Regions from separate parts of the Homo sapiens genome. Here region 1 is linked to region 2. Evidence: chromatin loops called from intact Hi-C (ENCODE). Cell type or tissue: endothelial cell of umbilical vein. All regions are shown on one strand. Each heading gives the region's core, and the rest is flanking DNA. Links, peaks and the distances in the headings are about the cores only.

Region 1 (10,564 bases), core at 3,904-7,903, 180 kb after region 2:
CATGGTGGCGCACACCTATAATCCCAGCTACTCAGGAGGCTGAGGCATGAGAATAGCTTGAACCCAGGAGGCGGAAGTTGCAGTGAGTCGAGATCATACCACTGCACTCCAGCCTGGATGACAGAGCAAGACTGACTCAAAAAAAGAAAAAAAAAAAAAAAGAAAAGATAAATGAAACAGATGTGAAAACGGAAGTTACAGTGAAATGAGAGGCTGTTGGCAATATTTATCCCTTCTCTCCAGGCCTACAGGGAGGCTGAATTCTTCGTCCTGCAGAACAGTAGGTCCATTCCTGAATCTCAGGGATGGTATTTCAAAGCCTAGCTCAATGTCTAACTTGTAGAATTATCCTCAGTAAATATTTGTTGAATAAATCAATGGCTTGGAGATAATTTCTTCCCTTTGAATTGTAAGATAAAGCTTGGAAATTGGCTAGCAGCTTCCAGTCTCCATGTTGTATACATTTGTGATTGACATAGTTTGGATATTTGTCCCCCCAAATCTCATGTTGAAATGCAATCCCCAGTGTTAGATGTGGGGCCTGATGGGAGGTGTTTGGGTCATGAAGGTAGATCCTGCATGGCTTGTCCTTGCAATAGTGAGTTCTCAGGAGATCTGGTTATGTAAAAGTGTGGCACCTCCCCCCATCACACTCCCACTCTCACCATGTGACACACCCATTCCTGCTTCACCTTCTCCCATGAGTAAATGCTCCCTGAGGCCTCCCCCGAAGCTGAGCAGATGCTGGTGCCATGCTCGTACAGCCTGCAGAAATTGAGCCAATTACACCTCTTTTCTTTATAAATTACCCAGCCTCAGGTATTCCTTTCTAGCAATGCAAGAATGGCCTAACACAGTGGTATTAATAGGAGCGTGGCTATGTATGGGATGCATGATTAAAAGTTCCACAGCAGGCACTGCTGTTTAGTCAACCCAATATCCTTTCCTAAACTCCCATTTCCTTGTCATGTTTTACTACAGAGGCTTGGAAAAGTTAATATTCCATTTTCCAGACTCCCTTGCAGCTAACAATGGCCAAATGATGAAGATCAATGAGATATAAATGAAAGTCTGCTGGAATGTTGCTGGAAAAAAATTTGCTTTTCTAATAAAAGCAGCTCTGGGGCTGGGCATGGTAGCTCACACCGGTAATCCCAGTGCTTTGGGAGGCAGAAGGAGGAGGATCACTTAAGGCCAGGAGTTTGAGACCAGCTTGTGCAACATAGTGAGTCCCCCGTCTTTATAAATACAAAAAAAATTAGCCAGGTGCGTGGTACACACCTCATACTTCTGGCTACTTGGGAAGCTGAGACAGGAGGATCACTTGAGCCCAGGAGTTTGAAATTGCAATGAGCTATGATTGCTTCGTTGCACTTCAGCCTGGGTAACAGAGTAAAACTCTGTCAAAAGAAAAAAGAGAAGAGAAGAGAGAAAAGACACTCTGGTTGGCATTGCCTACACTGCTCCTTTTCTACCTACTTTGAATGCAGATGTGATGCCTATAGCTGTTTGGATCAGCAGCAGCCATCCTTTGATGATAAGGGAAAGTCCAGAAAAATCACGGAGAACTTGGCTTTGATCATTGGGAATTCTGCAAAGTCTGCCGTGTCACATTTGCTGATTTCCCAATGGCTCAGAGTTAATATAGCAGAGGACCAAAGAAGGGTGTCGATACCAGGAAATGTGATTCACTGGAGCCATTAATATAACAATATACCACTACCTTCCTCAAGACACTTTATTTCCATCTGTTGAAAAATTGCTGTAGTATCCTCTTTTTATTAGAATAAGACATTGGACTTATCTGCCAAAAACTGTAACAAATACACAAATCTATGATGCCTAAAATGTGAACAGTACCTTCTCAGATGGCATTGTGGTGCAGTGCACAGCCTGCACAACCATACCTAGTGGCTGTAGTAAATCTTATCAGCCTACTTTAATTATGTGTTGAGGACTGGGTTCAAGTTTTATGTCTTTTTGGTGCTTCACACTTAATACCATGCCTACCATTTTATAAAAATGTGTCTTCTGTCACTTTCTATAAATTTCATTTATCTATAACAGAGCCCCTCTAAACAGTATTTATTACAGCGAGATCTCCAGACCACCTGCATAAAAATCACCTAAAGAACTTGATAAATGCAGATTCCTGGGCCCCACCCCAGACTTACTGGCCTAAAAGGTAAAGCTTCAACTTCTTAGCATGGTATCTGATATGGTTTGGCTCTATGTCCCCACCCAAATCTCATCTTGAATTGTAATCCCCACGTGTCAAGGGAGGGACCTAGTGGGAAGTGATGAGATCATGGAGGCAGTTTCCCCCATGCTGTTCTCCTGATAGTGAGTTCTGATGAGATCTGAGGGTTTTATAAGTGCTGGTTTCCCCTGCTCTTCTCTCCTTCCTGCTGCCTTGTGAAAAAGGTACTTGCTTCTCCTTTGCCTTCTGCCATGTTTGTAAGTTTCCTGAGGCCTCCCCAGCTATGCGGAGGCCTGACTCATTAACTGTGAGTCAATCAAACCTCTTTCCTTTATAAATTACCCAGTCTCAGGTATTTCATTATAGCAGTGTGAAAACAGATTAATACAGTGTATTAGTCTGTTTGTGCTGCTATAACAAAAACACTGTAGACTGGGTAACTGATAAACAGAAATTTATAGCTCACAGTTCTGAGGGCTGGAAAGTCCAAGATCAAGGTGGAAGCAGATTTGGTGACTGGTAAGGGTTTGTTCTCTGCCTTATAGATAGTGCCTGGTTGCTACATCCTCACATGGTGGAAGGGGTAAATGAGCTGCCTTCAGCTTCTTTTATAAAGGCACTCATCCCATTCATGAGAACTGAGCCTGACTTCCCAAAAGGCTGCCTGTTAATAGTCTCACATTGGGGATTGTTTCAACATAGGAATTTGGGGAGACACATTCAGAACTTTGCCTTCATCTTGGTCTTTCCACTGCCCCCAGCATTCTCCCAGGCAAATGCACATCCTGCACGTACACACAGCTGTGCTTAGCAAACTTCAAATATGCTAGACACTTATCTTGGGGCCTGAACTCTCACCATTCCTCCTTGGAATAACTCCACCTCCTCCTACTTGTCTAGTCTGGTGAAATTTCTCTTATCCTTCAAGGCGTAGCTTAAAGGCCAGCTTCTCTGAAAAACCGTTCCTATTGCCTCTTCCTCTGATTGGAGTCTGCTCTCCTGAGCTTTTCTTGCTACTTAACAGTGCTACTCCAAATGTACCAGTAAGTCTATAATTATTTTTCTTACATCTTATTTGTTACAGCTTCACATTTAGTAAGTCTTAATAAATGTTTTTCAATGAAGTCAACTTCTTTAAAACAATTATAATATTTTTAACATTAAAAAAACATAGTTTAATAATAAAATGGGTCTCGCTAGCCCAGCATGGTGTCTCATGCCTGTAGCACTTGGGGAAGCTGAGGCAGGAGGATTGCTTGAGTCCTGGAGTTTGAGACCAGCCTGGCCAACATATGGAGACCCTGTCTCAAAAAAAAAAAAAAAAAAATTAGCCAGGCATGGTGGCACAAAACTGTGGTCTCAGCTACCCAGGAGGCTGAGGCTGCAATGAGCCGTGATTATGCCGCTGCATTCCACCTTGGGCAGCAGAGCGAGACACTGTCTCAAAATCATCATCATCTGGATCCTATATCTCAGATTGTGCTAAACAAACCTCAAACACACACACAAACATACCCCCAGAAAGCCAGACAAAAGTTTTATTTAGGAAATAGTGGTAAAGGTTTTTCTCTCAACTTACAAAGAGAAATTAATTCAGAACATTTTATTTTGAGATGCAGTCTCACTGTTGTCCAGGCTGCAGTGCAGTGGCACAATCTCTACTCACTGCAACCTCCACCTCCTGGGTTCAAGCGATTCTCCTGCGTCAGCCTCCTCAGTAGTTGGGATTACAGGTGTGCACCACCACACCTGGCTAATTCTTTGGGATTTTTTTTTTTTTCAGTAGAGATAGGGTTTCTCCATGTTGGCCAGGTTAGTCTCAAACTGTTGACCTCAATTGATCCACCCACCTCGGCCTCCCAAAGTGCTGGGATTACAGGAGTGAGCCACAGCACCCAGTCCAGAACATTTTATTCTTAATGCTAGTATTTAGAGTAAATTTAGATCCAAGAGCATCTTACTTATATTTTATTTTTGTTATGGAAATGTCTAACATACATGAAAGTAGAGAGTCCAGCACAGTGATTCCTGAGTACCTATCACTCAGTTCCAACAATTGGATCTGCTGTTCTTTCAAATGATGCTAATTCTAAAACACTTTTATTCATTTAAAAACAGAGTTAAAAATCAATTAATTTAAAAACACCCTCGTGTGTGGGGTTGGAAAACCAGTCATGGTTTTAAAAGAATAACGTTATTAACAATCACCATCTGGTCATCGGTGGACACCTGAAGGTAGAAAGCCACCGTTTTCAACTGAGTGCCCTACTGGGGGAGAGGGGGTCTCAGACTGCCCAGGCAGGGGAGAGGACTGGCAACAGAGGAATCAGTACTGCCCTGCTGCTCAAATTCCCCAGTAGCTAGTTGAGCCAAGACAAGAAGAGCAATATGTGGGCCACAAGGTTCTTCAGGGGGAAATGGACATCAGAGGTTTTGACTGGGGTCCCAAATTCACAAGGAGCTTCATATTTAGACTTACATGACATCTTTAGTTACATTGTTTTGTGAGTGTGTGTTAAGGGACAATTTTTTAGTGTAAACACCTAAGATATTCTACAGTTTGTGTGACTTTTTGGCATTTATCAAAATTTTTTTTAAAAAGCGGTTCCGGGATCCTCTGTAAAAAGAAGTGGCTTGAGGTGCTCTTGACCGCTAGAAGACTCTGATAGAGGTTAGGTTAAAAACAAGCAGCACTTCTCAATTTTGGCCAAGATTTTCTTCACTACTAGCTCCTGGCTGAAGCTGATTGAAATAGCGTCAAGGATAAAATTGGGTTCAAGAGTGGCAAAAATGGAAAAAGAAAAAAAAAAGACCCAGAAGCCAATTAAATAAGGTGGTTGGAAAGGCAGGAAGGGAAGCAAAAAGGAAAAAATAAGAGATAAAGATAGGGTGGAGCACACTGCGAAGAGACCTGGCCGAGAGGAGAGGAGCAGTGTTCTCTTGGGGTCCACAAAAGGAAGTCTGGACTTAATTTTATTTAATCCAAGTGCTTTTGGCTTTCTTAGAAAGCAGGAAGCCAAGGCACAAAAAGTCAGGATCTTGATAATTAAATTTTTTTAAACCGGAAAGCAAATACCAGGATTTTCCCTAGAGACACACTCACCACAGGACACATGGGCGAGGGAGAGCCTGAATTGCTGTTTCTTATATAAACATTAAAACCCAAGGCTTTCCATCTGTCCCCACCCCTCACCCCCAATCCCCAACTGGTAGCTGTGAGAGTCCTCAATGAGACTCCTAGGAGGGCTTCCCACCGTCTGGGGCCACTCTGCTTCTCTGTAAGGGGGAAAACAATGAGAGGAATTCAGGGTTCCCTACTAGGCTGGCGCTGACCCACGATGGGGAAGCAGCCTCTTGGCGAAGAAAGGAGGAAGAAAGAAGAATTGCTGACTTGATTCCCCTCCCTCCCAAGGAACCCGGGAGGAGGGCATTGAGAAGTTGGTAGCATCCTGGAGAAAGGGTGGCCTTTGTGAAAAGTGCAGGCTCCACTGGATGCTTGAAATGACTGCTCCTGCCACCCTTTCTAAGGTCTCCTCCAGAAGGAGGGAGGAGCGCAGTGAGAGTGGGATGAGGACTTACTTCATCACACAAGGAAGGCTGGTGAACCAGTGACCACTGGGTGAAGAAAGAGAACTAGGGTCTGGAGAAGAGCCAATCGAGAAAGCCTGTGGGGCGGCTCATTAATGAGCTCATCCATCCAGGCAGGTTAAATTGCAGGCAACTGGGTTGCCCAGGAAGCAGCTGAAGTTTAGAGACTAAACAATATGCAATCACGATAATTTCCTCTGCCTGTGACTCATCTCGGAGGGTGTCCAGGTGATGGTGCAAAGATAGACTGAGAAAGAAGGCCTTTCTTTTCTAATAGCAAATGCAGAGAGAGCAGGAGCAATATTGTCAGGAATGCATTTCTCAGAAATCTAAAGAAGTGTTTTGTCACTTTATTTATAACATTTCAAAACTATTTTTGACTCGCACTACCTAATTACTTTGATTTTAGGTAGTGCAAAGCTCTTTGTAATACATAATAAACACACGCTTCCTCCCGCACCCCACTTAGGGAGAAAACAGAATGTTGGGCTTTTGCAGCCTGACAAGTTTATGTAACAAGCAGCATCCTTTTTGCTGTTTATGCATGAAGGGAAGCCATGGGAAAAATGGATGAAGTGTGGAATTCCAAGATTTTAATAAATATCAAACACAAGAAAAACTCTCCACTTGGTTGGGATGAATCGTGTTCTTCGTCAACTGCCTGTTAAAGCATTTTGATTCCATCTCAGGGAGGAGGAGGGAGGCAAGAAGGAGGAAAGAAACATCTTCAGGGTGCTCTTAGCAATGCATTCTTGCTTCCCGGCCCATGGCCTCTTTTCTCCTTAGAACTGTTTTTATCTTTTTTGGAGAACAAAGCCTCTTTCAACATTCCTTAGCTTACAGATGGGTAATGAGGCAAGAAGGAGGTGAAGTATCCTCACCGGCACCCAATATGAACCCAGTTCTCAAGTCCACTTATTTTTTTTAAACCTCACTGTCTCTGTTGTAGGGTTAATTCTCCTCCCGCCGCCTCTCTCAGGCCACTTCCCCTCCCCTCCCTGTGTATTTGCAGTCACAGAGCTCGTCTCAGAGGGGAGAGGAGAAGAGCTATTTGATCCTGGCCTCATGTCCATCAGGGGCCTCACATACGGCCTTTAGGCCTTATCTCCAGATGAGCTTATGCAGGCAGTCATTACAGTTGCATGCGTGTAAACAACACTGGTAATCAAGGCGGAGCTTTAAAATACAGCACAATTACAACTTTTTGTAGCTGTTTGGCATGTCTTCATTTAAAAAATACATTTAGGGCTTCAAAAGAAGTGGCTCAGGCCTCTTTCACCCGAGAAGCCTTGCGTGCACTGTTAGCAAACTCACACAAGTGAAGAGGGACCTTTCTTTGCTACACAGCGTCCTCCGTGGCGAGCTGGAGGGAAGCGCTCTCAGCAGAGAGGGTCGCCCTCACCAAGAAGCCAAAGGGAAGAGGACAGAATCTATCTTGTAGGGACGCCCTTGGTCTTCAGAAGGAACACTTTTTCTGTTTCACAGAGATCTGTGGAATGTGTGGGTTCCCTGAAGAGGTGGACGGACCCCCGGGGTCGCGCGTTTTCTCAGCCCTGGGCCCGTAGCGGAGCTCGATCCTTCCAGAGCTCAGGGCCAGAAATGTTGCGATTCCGAACACTTTGCCTTTCTTCTGAGAGGAGCCGCCCGGCAGACGCTCATCATTAAGAAGCAACGTAATTAACAACGAATGTTTCCCCTTGGCGCTAATGCGAACACCCTGGGGAACTGCCAAGTCTGGTAGGGGAATCGCAGCCGGGGGTGTCTGGGGGAAGCCAGCGTGGGCGGGCGCGGTGGGCCTGGGATTGCTTTTAGGCGCAGCAGCAAGGAGGGCGAGGGCGAGTGGAACAGAGGTCGGAGACCTTGCTAAGCTGCTGGCCTTTTCACGTTTCGGACCCTGAGAGTAAGCTGAGAGAATGGATGGGGTCAAGGCTGGGACAGGCTGTTGGCTACTGCCGGTGGGAGGGAATCCGGGCGGGAGACTGAGACCGGGCGGAAAGGAGGGAGACAGAGCACTCCCTCTAGGCGCTGAGGTCCGACACCCGCTTGATTTGTCAGTGCCGCCAACAGCCCTCCTCCTGTTGTCAGCAAGGACAGTCGGTAGGGCCTGCTGAGGGCCAGGCACAGTGCAGGGGCGAGCGCCCAAAGGTAGGGATCAGCCGCTGGTCTCTGTGCCCAGGGGTTCAAGGCCTGGGAGGAGACAGGCTTTGAAGACTTATAAAACAGTTGTGGGTGCTAATTTAGACATATTCCAGACATAGTCACAGGGCAGTCCCGACCAGAGGAGTTTAAGTCAGTGTTGTTACAATGCTTTATTTAATTAATATTATTTTTGGAAGGCTGTGTGCACCTGGAGGAGGCCAGCGGCTGTGTCTGTTTTGTTCACTGCTCTATCACTCCCACCTGGGATAACTCTTGGCAAATATGATGACAGCACCCATTGACGAGGTGCTTAAGATATATAAGGTTGGTGCAAAGTATTTATACGGTGCACCATATAAATACTTTATATTTGGCAGTCATCTGATCCTCAGCATAGCCTCGAGAGAGATTAGCCCCATTTTACAGATTATCAAACTAAGGCAAAGGATAATAGTGAATCTGGGTCTGAATGTAGTCCGTCTGGCTACAAAACCTGTGTTTTAAAATCATAGGCATAAATTGACTCAGAACTTGAAGAATGACTAGGAGACCAGGAGGGGTTGGGTCGGGGGAATTTTTGCTTTTATTTTCATAGTTTTGCTTCTCAGGTGTTGAGAGTAGTGCACCCTAAAAGTCCCGCTCATGTTTTGGTTGCCTGTGCTTGAGGGATATTACTCAAGAAACCTTTGCCCAGTCCAATGTCCTGGAGCGTTTTCCCATTGTTTTCTTGTAGTAGTTTCATAGTTCGAGGTCTTAGATTTAACTATTTAATCCATTTTGATTTGATTTTTGTATATAGTGACATGGGGTCTAGTTTCATTCTTCTACATATGGATATCCAGTTTCCCCAGCACCATTTATTGAAGAGATTGTCCTTTCCCCAATGTATGTTCTTGGCACCTTTGTTGAAAATGAATTCACTGTAGATGTATGAATTTATTTCTGGGTTCTCCATTCTGCTCCATTGGTCTATGGGTCTGTTTTCATGCCAATACTGTGCTGTTTTGGTTATAATAACTGTGTAGCACAATTTGAAGTCAGGTAATGTTCCTCCAGTTTCATTCTTTTTGTTCAGAATAGCTTTGGCTCTTTTGGATCTTTTGTGGTTGCATATACATTTTAGAATTTTTTTTTTCTATTTCTATGAAGAATGTCAATGGTATTTTTATAGAGATTGCAGTGACTCTCTAGAGTGCTTTGGGTAGTATGGACATTTTAACAATATTGATCTAGTCCATGAACATGGAATGTCTTTCAATGTTTTTGTGTCCTCTTCAATTTCTTGCATCAGTGTTTTATAGTTTTCATCATAGAGATGTTTCATTTTTTGATTAATTCCTATTTTATGTGTACCTATTGTGAGATTACTTTCTTGATTTCTTTTTCAGATAGTTCAGTGTTGACATATGGAAATGCTACTGATTTGTGTAGATTTTGTATCCTTCAACTTGACTGAATTTATCAGCTCTAATAGTTTTTTGGTGGAGTCTTTAGGTTTTTCCAAATATAAGATTTTATCACCAGCAAATAAGGATAATATGACTTCTTTCTATTTGGATGCTCTTTCTTTTGTCTTTCTTCCTTCCCTCCTTCCCTCCTTCCTTCCTCCCTTCCTTTGCTCTTTTCTGCCACTCATGTTTTATATTCACTGAGGTTCAACAGGTTTTGGCCCAATTGCCTGTCTCAATTCTGAAGTAAGCATCTCAGGCACTATTGTTCATGATGCAATGAGTGAACAAATGAGTGAACAATGAGAGGCATTGTTCATGATGCAATGCATTTGTTCATGATGCAATGAGAGGCAATGAGTGAACAAAAAGGGGAAAACTTGGTTCTATCCCTGTACAGAATTATATACAGTGTGAAAGCTAAGAGATGGGGCCATATGCAGTTGGGCAAATGTAAACCAAGTAAAGTTTATTTTTGCTGCCCTGTGGAATTGTACATTCTCTCATCTAGGTCTTTTTAATCTCTTAGATACCTAGCTGCTTTCTTTTTGTCTAGACCTGTACGGTACTTAGGAAAAGAACTGTAACTCAAGCACAGTAGGTGCAAATAGCTAATATTTGTAACTTCAACAAGCATTTAATGAGCTTACCCTTGTTAAATCAAACTAAAATCTGGCCTGAGAAAGTCTCTGTACTCACATAGTTGAGTCCTTATGGATAAACCGTAAGCTACCTTGGTAGGTAGACAAACTATGAACCTGATTTAGGAGTATGTAATAAGAGCTGAGTCTTAGCCAATCCTGAGGCAGAAGAATAGGGTCCACTCACAGGCGGCCAACTGTTCAAATTGTGTCCAAATAAGGCAAAGGCTGAGCTGTAACCAGTCTGGCTGTTTCTGTACCTCACTTCCGTTTTCTATATGTCACCTTCCTTTTTCTGTCCATAAATTTGCTCTGCCCACGTTGCATTGCTCGAGTTGCTCCAAATCTGTAATTCTGAGGGCTGTCCAGTTTGCGAATTTTTTTTTTTTCTTGCTTCGTTTTTACAGTGGGAAAGAGGAGAGAAGAGTGTAGGTTTTTAGAAAGGAAATAGGAAACTTATGTCTTTTAAGACCTTTTAGTGATTAGAAGAGAGCATGTATATGAATAACTGGGTTCTAAATCTTGGATATTTTGAGATCGTAAGTCAG
Region 2 (10,564 bases), core at 3,403-7,402:
AGTGCTCTGTAAAAACACACCAATCAGTACTCTGTAGCAAAAGGATTGTAAAATGCACCAATCAGCACTCTGTAAAACGCACCAATCAGGAGGAGTCTAAAAGTAGCCAATCGCGGGGAGGATTGAAAAAAGGGCACTCTGATACAACAGAAACAGAACATGGCAGGGACAAATAAGGGAATAAAAGCTGGCCACCCAAGCCAGCAGCGGCAACCCGCTCAGGTCCCCTTCCACGCTGTGGAAGCTTTGTTCTTTTGCTCTTCACAATAAATCTTGCCGCTGCGCACTCTTTGGGTCCGTGCCACCTTTAAGAGCTGCAACACTCACCATGAAGGTCTGCGGCTTCATTCTTGAAGTCAGCAAGACCACAAACCAACCGGCAGGAACAAACTCCAGATACACTTACACAAACCTAGATGGTATAGCCTACTAGACACTTAGGATATATGGGATAGCCTATTGCTCCTTGGCTATAAACCTGTACAGAATATTACTGTACTGAATGCTGTAGGCAACTGTAACACAATGGTAAATATTTGTATATCTAAACATAGAAATGGTACAGTAAAAGTGCAGTTTTATAATCTTACAGAACCACGGTTGTATATGCGGTCCATTGTTGACTGAGAGTTTGTAAAGCAGTACATGACTGTATTTTAATCCAGCCCTGGGTCTACTGAAATTAACAAGCTCGGTGTGCCCAGATGGATTTTATTCACCATACTTAAACTGAAGTGATATCCCTTTTCTTTACTTTTAAAAATGAAGTGTTTCGGTAGATGTGGTTAGATAGGCCGTAGCCTCTGATCCTTATCAGCAGGCGGAAGCAAGACAGCATGTTACCAAGGTGATATTTGAATTGTTTAATCCAAACAAATTAAAATTACGTTTCCATTCGAAAGCAATATTTAATTTTTACCTTTAAAATCAGGTATTACAATTTAAGTTTAGAAAGATTTTTCTCTTTAAAATTTATTTTTTTTTAAATTTAAGAGATAACATTTATGTATTCAGGTGGAGAGCTGGAGATTTTTATTAACAAGACATGGTGATTACATTTTTCTCAACGCCTCAGATTATGGATAAATAAAGTATACTGATCCAAGTCACTTAATCCTCGGGCTTATGTTTCCTCCTCTGTAAAGTGAGGAGATTTAATCAAATTACCTCTAAACAAAGTCTCTGGTTCTTTGTTTTTTCTAATTCTAAGGCTTCTTAATCTGGATGTTAGAGATGCATAAATCCAATTCCGTCATTTTGCTTAAGGAAAGCCAACACAGGGTGAAAAATTCCTGGAAGCATATTTGCTCTGGCCAGATCAAGATGGCTCAAGTTTTAATTGACCCATGAAAGGGAGTTTCTATCAGTTATGCTGGGAAACTCCAAACCAAATGGAAATCTGTGTGCATAACCTCTGTGTTTTCCACCTCAACTTTTAATTTCTGCTTAACTACAATACATATGAATTAGCTAAGAAAGTTATGTACCCACTGTTTACAAATGCCCTGCTTAAAAGCAATTTCTTTTTGTTTGGCTACATCTCCAGTCATCCACGAGATTTTTGAAAAGTGGATTTATATCCTCAAAACAAAACCTAGGGCTGGGCGCAATGGCTCATGCCTATAATCCCAGCTACTTGGGAGGCTGACGCAGGAGGATCTTGCTTAAGCTCAGGAGTTAGAGGCTGCAATGAGCCAGGATTGTGCCACTGTACTCCAGCCTGGGTGACAGAGTGATATACTTTATCTCCAAAATAAAAAAACAAACAAAAAACCTAGGAAATGACTTCTCTGTATAAGTTAGTTATCTGTTCTCAAAAAGAAAAGCAAATCTTTATTCATGCTTTCATTCATTCAGCAAATATTCATCGAGTACCAGTGTGGGTAGAACACTGTGTTAAATGCTAAGGATACCATGATGAAAAAACAAAGCCTCCCCAACTCATGGAGCGTACAGGGTAATGGGGCACACAGATGTCAATCAAATAGTCACAAATACATAACCATAAAGCTATCCAAAGGACAGGATGCTGTGTAGCCTTATAACTCATGTGATTAACTACTCATTCTTTGAGTGAATTCACCAGCCTATAGTATGTAAAAATATGTATTAGTCCAAAGCACTGTTGAATATTAATTTAATAGGCGGCCCCTGTGTACAGCTGATGTGCAGGTTTCACATATTCAGATGAAAACAAATAGTCTTTCTGAGCAGCAGTACCTGATGGGAGAAGGTAGAAATATCAGAACTCAGGTTTCAAGGGAACAGATGTCCAATTTTAAAGAGAGCTGAGATGAAACCATGGGGCAGCAGAGGGCAGAGGAGACATGTACAGTACACTCCTTTGAGCTCTGTCTTTTCTCCTTACAGAATACCCACTTGGAAAAGAGAAGAAGTACATACCCCTTCATCTTAGGTCATGTCTTTTTCTGAGGTCCTATTTCAGTAGTACAGACGCCTCTGAGCTGAAGAGAGGTAAAGAAAAGAACATGCTGTCTCGCACACAAAATCTTTGACTGACCACCAGCCACCTCCCAGTATCTGGAGAAATTCTGGCCTCACGAACTGTCCGCAAAGTAAGTTTTATTTAAGTACCCTGATTAATCATTTCTGTAGATACACACTCTTATCTGACTGCATTCTAGAAAGTATTGAATTGGTTTCACATTCTCTTTTAAAAAAAGAAGGTTAATGGGAAGATGGGAAACGCCCTTAGTTCTCATGCAAAAGGGAAAACACTGGAATGCAAAGTTTTGACCCAAACCACAGCTATGAAGCCAGCATCGGGATGCTTTCAAAGCTAAGCATTGCTGGGGTAACTTTCATAATATAAAATGTCTGGACCATCTCATTACCAATGAGAATTGCATTCTTTAAAGATGATTTGAACAACATTTGCTACTCTGCTTGTCATCTATACCATGAAATCCCATGCCTAGAGCCAAGAAAACCCCCAAGGAAATTGTCTCACACAAGCAGCAGAACAGAGAGCGCCAGGCGGCAGTGAGGAACTGTTAAGAGAAAAACCATATGGTAATACAAGGAAAGAACAACTTCTCAGTGCGGCCCAGCTGGAAGCTGAGACTAAGGAGGAGCATCCAGGAGCCAGCCCCTAGGTCACAAAGCCAGGTAGATAAGCTCAGAATGCCAAACCCAGGGAGCCACTCTGGAAAACATATCATATAACCAAAAAAGCACTTGATTAATACTGAATAATTGTCCCAATTCCAAGTGCTATCTCCAAGTAACTTTCTCCAGAAGACTCCCAGTAGAGGAACACATTTTGCTTTTCCAGATCCTTACAAAATTAATGCCGTGTGGGGGTTTTCTTTGGGGCTGGTAAGATTTTCGGGAAATGTTACCTTTTAATTGTTTTGTTTCTGTAACATTTGAATTATTACAAAAGAAAAAAAAGCTGTAGTTTTATAATAGAAAATATATAAGATTTTTAAAATCCAGGAACATCAATAACAATAATACTAAATAAAGATCTTTTTTGAGGAGGTAAGCCCACAATATTTATTGTAGCTAATAGGTAGGTTAACAGAGTAAAATAGGAGAACTTAATTTTTCTAATAGTAGAACCAAGTCATGTTGAAAGTGACAGGAGGAATCGGAAAAGTGGAAAAGTGTAGTGGAAGGTGCCCAACATGTGAAGTCAAGACAAGAGCACCTCTTTCATAGTTTAGCTGTGTGACCTAGGGTATTTAACTTTGCCTCAGTTTTGTCAGCTTTAAGACACATTCTCTCACAGGGCTGTTGTAAAGAATTAATTAACATATTTATCTTTTGTCAGCTCATTTTACACACTTTTCTTGCCCATCCTTGCCCATGACTTTAATAGCCAACCATAAGCTAACAACTCCCTTTGTCATGACCCACACAGCCCAATCTCCTCTGCTGGGCTTCCTACTGTACAGCATGGCCCAGGCATCTCTAAGCCAACATCTCGGTGGAACTCAGCCTATCCCCATTCTCAATTCAAATAAGTCCTCCTATTTTTTTCACGCCAAATAGCAGCAATGTCTACTTCAAGGTATAAGAGAGTCCCCCAGAATAACATGTATTAGCATGCATCTGATAAAATCTGCACAGTTATAGACCTCCACCCTCTTGCAGGAGAAAAAAAGCCCACTGTTTAATCAGCTTAAACCCTCCCCTATCCTCTGAATTGGACAGTGAAGACTTGAAGTCATCAGTATCATGTTAGCTTTTCTCCTCTGTGCCCTGATGTATACCTCTAACATTTGCTGGTCACCCACCACACTCTTTTCGGCCAAATTTTTCCCACTCTGCCCTTTGGACATAACTACAACCAGTCTACTACCAGCTGGTTTCCATCCCTAAGCCCTGAAATCCAATGACTAACTTTGATATTTCTCTTAACGCTGCCCTCATTCGACTTCACCAAAATTTGTAAGCGCCTTGTTGTTTCAACAGAAGTCATACTCTCCAACCTTCTCATTTTCAGATAAGGAAACAGGTACAATGGCTACTTGACTAGTGTTCTTTATGCATGGGCCAGGTGGAGACAGAGTGAGGCGCGGGAGAACCCAGGACCCTGGTGCCTGGCCCACCTTCCCTCCATTACACTTAGGCCCGCTTTGCAGATAAGAACTCACATTGGTTGTGGATGAAGCCGAATCTAAAAGGCCTGGAAATACCATGCTGCATTCGTTCTCGTTCTTCCACCTAGACCTGCAGCCCCCTTTCTGTCTCTACAGCCTACCCAGGTTTACCTGGGACTAGAGTTTCACCTTCATTCCATCAGAAATTAAATTTCTCATATGCCCTTAGGAAAAACGCTGTTGAAAAGCAGTCCCCAGAAACAGGTATCCGAAGTGAACAGAGCCCCAGAGCTGCTTACAACCCCAGATAGGGGGAGGAGGGGAATCACTAGCAAAACAGCATTTCAGCAAACAACCACCAAGTGTGAAAATCCAAAAACTGTACAAAGCTAGAGCACTTTTTTCTTAGAGACAGAATGTTTTTCTAAAAGTCTGTGTAAACTCTTGAGAAGTTAAATCTAACTGGATGCCAAGAATTAACAACAACAAAAAAGACATTTTCTTCAGTTTCCAAAGACCACAGTCTCTCTCTGAGCACAAGTGACTAATGCCTGTAACAGCCGAACATTACAAAGTGCTGACCAGCAGAAAGTCTGTTTGGGAATGACAAGGTCCACGTGTGCATTCCAGGGACGCTTACAGATTCTGCAGTACTCCAAGGAAGACAGGGTGGGAGGGAAGCAATGTGACAAATAGGCAAGAAGTATTTATAAAGGCACGACCCAATTAGAAACAGATGTTGCAGCTGCTCTTTCGCACTGGCCCACATCAGAGATGATGAAAAGCCCGTCACCCAGCAGCCACCTAGGAACACTAATGAGCAAAGCAAGCGGGGAAGTGGGGAAGAGGTCATAAACCATTTCAAAACCCTCTTGCTGTCCAGTGGGTCCCAAACAACCCAGTTCCATTTAAGACATATCACGTCTCTTGCAGAGCATAAAACCACCCACTTGTCTCACTGTTGTTTATTTGGGTCATTTTTGTCCCTCCTGCCCTGTCTTTATCCTATGGAATATCTTCAAAACAGTGACGAATAGGAGGTCAAATAGAATTAAGAGGCTCAAAGCAGTTGGAAGTTTTTTCCTCAACTTTTTATGTCCTGTGCTACTCATATTCACACATCTATTCCTCAGTATTTCCTGTTTGAGAAATATTGTGGCTCAGTTCATCTATTTCTATTCACTGAATGCATTCATCAGCAAATAATGAAATATGGATGGGACGCTTCCTTCCCGATGCCACCATTTCTATCACCGGATATAAATTAGCCACTTCCTTTCTGAAAGATACCATATATTTCTGTGCCTTTCTGAAAAGGCAGGGGATTTTCAGTTACAGTAATGGCCATGTGATGGCAGTCTCTGTGAGAGAAGAAAAAAAAAAAATCCAATCCAGTTCCAAGCAAGTCATGAACAAAAGCACCAGGGCTGTTTCCCCTAGTCACAACCTGGCTGCTTTCTCCTCCCAAGGCATGTTCAGTTCCTAATCCAGGCTGACCTAGAACATCTGAGTCCAGTGACACATTTCCAGCACCTGAAAATTGAGGAATTATACCAGAAATGACCAAAACCATGATACATATTGAGGAAATAAACATACCAATTAACATCTGGTCTTGCTCTACAAATATTACTAAACAATTATGGCCAAAATCCTCAAGTCTTCCTAAGAGTTCTTTTTTTCTTTTCTTTTTTTCCCTGAAATGGAGTCTTGCTCTGTCGCCTAGGCTGGAGTGCAATAGCGCGATCTCGGCTCAATGCAACCTCCGCCTCCAGGGTTCAAGCAATTCTCCTGCCTCAGCTTCCGAGTAGCTGGGATTACAGGCACCTGCCACCACGCCCAGCTAATTTTTGTATTTTTAGTAGACACGGGGTTTCACCACGTTGGCCAGGCTGGTTTTGAACTCCTGACCTTGTGATCTGCCTGCCTCGGCCTCCCAAAGTGCTGGGATTACGGGCATGAGCCACCACACCTGGCCTCTAAGAGTTCTACTGTGTCTTAATCTCAACCCTGGATAAAACAATATCAGGATGGAATAGGGGTTGTTTACATAAATGTGGGGCATGTGCTAGTTTTCTACTGCCATATAACAAATTATCACAAATTTAGTGGCTTGAAACAACATCCATTTATTAGCAGTCAGTTTCATAGGTCACAACTTTGGGCATGGTGTAGCTGGACTTTCTGCCTGGGTTATCACACGGCTGAAATCAAAGTGTGGGCCAAGCTAAGGAGGTTGTCCTCTCAAGGCTCTGGGGAAATACCCTCTTCCAAGCTCATTCCAGATGTGGGCAGACTCAATTCCTTGCAGCTGTAGGACTGAGGGCCTTCTCTCCTTACTCGCTGTCAGAGGCTGCACTCAGCTCCAAAAAGTCACTGACGGTTCCAAGCCACGAGGTCACCTCTGTCTTCAAAGTCAGCAATGAAAAATCTCCCTGTGTCCCTCTCACATGTCAAATATCCTTCTTCAGGAACAGTCTGGTCCCTTTTAAGGGACTGCTTAATGAGGTAAGGTCCACCCAGGTCAATCTCCATTTCTAAACGACAGCTGTGCCATAACCTACCTGTGGGAGTGATATTCACAAGTTCTGGGGATTATGCAGAGCGTGTACACCAGGGGGCTGGGATCTTGGGGCCATTTTCGGATTCTGCCTACCAAAGTATACATTATTTCAACATCCCTATTTCTCCTGTGTAACTTTAGGATAAGATATAATAATGAATATTGGCATTTCCCCAGCTAAAAAAAAAACAAAAACAAAAAACAACAAAAAAAACACACAACTGTCTCCAGGAGAAAAAAGATAGATATTAGTAAAAGCATGGTAAACTAGATCCCTCTCAGGCTACCAAGGCAAACCTTTTACACTGAATCTGATAAGGGCAGCTAACCACAAACTAGCTAGCCTTTGGAGGAAGCCTTCCAAAAATGAAAGTAAACTGCAAATGTTTAGGTGTTGTGTTTGTAACAAGAATTCTAGGAAATACAAAAGATTCTTAAGGAATTTGAGTCTTATTAGGGAGATAAGTTATTGAGGTAAAATGGAAGATGATTTTGAAATGTTTCATGATGAAATATACTACAAAGATTACAGGGTTAGACAATGGAGATGAATGTGGACCAGAGCAAAAATGTAAAACTCTCTTAAAGCAGGTCAGTTTTGCCCTAGGTTATGGTAAGATGAAATAAGATCTGGGCCGGGGGTGGTGGCTTATGCCTGTAATCCCAACACTTTGGGAGGCTGAGGCAGGCAATCACTAGAGGCCAGGAGTTTGACACCAGCCTGGCCAACATGGTGAAACCCCGTATCTACTAAAAATACAAAAATTAGCCAGGCATGGTGGCACCCGCCTGTAATCCCAGCTACTAAGGAGGCTGAGGTGGGAGAATCGCTTCAACCCAGGAGGCGGAGGTTACAATGAGCCAAGATCACACCACTGCACTCCAGTCTGGGCAACAGCAAGACTCCATCTCAATCAAAAAAAAAAAAAAGATTTGAATAGTTGCAGAAAGGGAATGGAGATGGATGGAAAGAAAGAGGTAGAATCTATCAAGGAAGGCAGCAGGAAAAGGAAAGAGGCCCAAAGGGCAGGGAAATCAATGAACTAGGAAAACTAAGAGTAGAGGATGTAAGACTTTAAAACTGATTCTTTTTCAGTTTACTGGAAATAGTCCTTAAATGGGGAGCATTATGCCCAGGATGTGCTACTAAGTATTCGAGTGTCACTTGGGGGAGAGATCTAGAAACAATCACTGAGCAGCCACGTCATGAAAGACTTTTCTGTTTCCCACTCCCTAGTGTACTTACAAACATATCTTCCCACCAGACCAGCACACCAAGGGATCATGAGTATAGAATTGCCTCAGTCAAGGTTTTAACCCAGATTACCAGCTGGGGCAACCATCCAAATGGTAAGCTATTTGATGCAAACTTCTGCAGAGCATGAAAAAAAAAAAAAATGCATATCTTGCAGAGAAGCTAATAAACAGACTCTATTTGTTACCGCTACAAGTTCAGCCATTCTAATCAAGCTAAAGCTTTCTTACTCCTTCCTTACTCTGTTCTCCTTCTCAAAAAATAGGACCAAATAACCCCTAATAAATCAATAAATACTCCCACTAGCAGAGACAACTTTCTGCCTTACAGAAAGTTAACTGCACATTGTAGAAGCATCCACCTAGGTGTAAGAGAAAGTTGGTTTAGAGTTTTTCTCACACATACTGTTGTGCTTAGGAAAGCAGACCCAAGAGGCTGTATTACAATTTTCCTCTTTTCTCAAAGTTCTCCTATTGATAGAAGATTTTATATGCTGGCTTTCTTGTCTTGATCAGTTAATGCAAAACAAACCTTTTCACATGCTGCAGCTCACAAGAATGTTCCCACAGTCCTCTCCACCCCCTCCATTGTCCACTAAAAATGTCTCTTAAAGAGCCATTTTCTTTATCATTATCATCATGTTGATATGTCTGAATAATCAAGTAGGGCCCAAGTAGAACACAGGGAAAATGCAACTGCATACAACAATCCGTTATAAATCCCATCAGCTCTCAAAAAGAGATGATAAAATATGTGCAAGAGCACAGGTTACATTTTTACTCATGTTGTTACCACAAAGCACAAAAGGTTTGGGTCAGCAGCCCAGACTTCTCAGCAAGATCGGGTCCAATTCCACATCAATGGTCCTAGATTGATAGATTAAGAGTATGGGATATGTGAATGGGAATATGTTTCTGACAGTCTTGATAGCATGATTACAGGGAAGCATTAAGCTAAAATCAAAACTTGAAAGATTATAGCTTGGCAAGAGATCCTTGCTGTAATCCATACGATCTGTAGGAAGGAAAAACTGAAGTTAAATGAGACTCAGGGTGAAAGACAAACCAGAATTAGCAAAAATCTTAGGCACTGATCCAGGTGGCTGCCATTAAACACTCCCAAAGCCTAATGGTCCATTTGAATAATTATTACTCACATAGATAAAATGAATGGCAAGCTAAGGGAAATAAGTGATGATTACACTGGCAAAAACAAGAACTACTTTCCCATTTGAATTTGAGAAAAATCCAAGCCTCAAATCCCTTCCCACATAGAGAGGGTCAGACCACGTATCTCACTGTAATCATGGCTACACAGAGTTAAGCCTCTTTTGCCACAACTGCACCAAATGTACACACTTAGGTTGCTTATTACCGGGAGTGGGTTTAGCGCAATGTGGCAGCTGCAGCCACCGATATAAGGAAACAAGGCTTGGCAGCAATTCCCCACGATTCCTTCTCAGTTCCACTTCCTATCCACCCTTTAGCCCGGATATTAATAATTCAGAAGACAGTGTGACAGCCACAAGTCACATGCATGAACACCCAAGAAACAATCACTGTAAAACCTGATGTGTTTGGACAGACAAACTTGTGAAGCTTTAGTCCCCATGGAGAACAGAGCACCAATAAATGTACCTCATACTTCACCTCATATTCTGGGATCAAGGTGGAAAAGTAGATCACTATCTTTTCAAAGTATCAGTTTAAAGTTGCTGGGAGTACCTATATGATGAAGGTTAAAATACCCAGAGAAGGAAAAAAGGCAACAGGCTCTACCACTTTCTTATCCACAGAACAAAAAAAGAGGGGTCTGCCATTTCCCTAGATCAATCAATCAAAAAACAATTTTATCAAACATTTATGAAAAGACCACAATACTAAGTATGGTTTAGCAAAAACAAACAAGGCATTCAAAGGTCACCATGCTTGATGCTTGGTCTACCCTTCAAGCTTCTCAATATGTCCCTCCTTCCACTCCAGCCATCAGGAAAATAATGTTTATTGGGTGCTTGTTTGCCCCCACTTTTTTTTTTTTTTGACATGGAGTTTCTCGGCTCACTGCAACCTCTTTCTCCCTGGTTTAAGCAATTCTCCAGCCTCAGCATCCCAACTAGCTGGGATTACAGGCGCCCACCAGCACGCTCGGCTAATTTTTGTATTTTTTAGTAGAGACGGG

What was found. Peaks named below come from ENCODE experiments on the same cell type or tissue, not always from the same donor. Only the 100,000 strongest peaks of a DNase experiment are listed, where the experiment ranks them.
Region 1: it touches region 2 in a loop (9-fold over the local background); 1 of 110 quality-filtered maps calls a loop at or near these places.

The regions. Positions count from the first base shown.
Region 1 is chr4:76,799,018-76,809,581 of GRCh38, reverse strand. It overlaps SHROOM3-AS1 (SHROOM3 antisense RNA 1), which reads left to right and starts at 7,119. Exons shown (of 3, transcript NR_187405.1): 1 at 7,119-7,525. RefSeq lists an enhancer at 7,544-8,334. In endothelial cell of umbilical vein, for the core only: no CTCF peak of the experiment used is centred there; DNase peaks (open chromatin) are centred at 5,291 and 5,931; H3K27ac peaks cover 1,036 bases.
Region 2 is chr4:76,979,710-76,990,273 of GRCh38, reverse strand. All of the region lies in intron 1 of SEPTIN11 (septin 11), which reads right to left. Among named protein-coding and RNA genes, the nearest start is that of SEPTIN11, 35 kb to the right of the region's middle. In endothelial cell of umbilical vein, for the core only: CTCF peaks have their summits at 5,894 and 7,184 (motif pointing right); DNase peaks (open chromatin) are centred at 5,173 and 5,903; H3K27ac peaks cover 2,345 bases.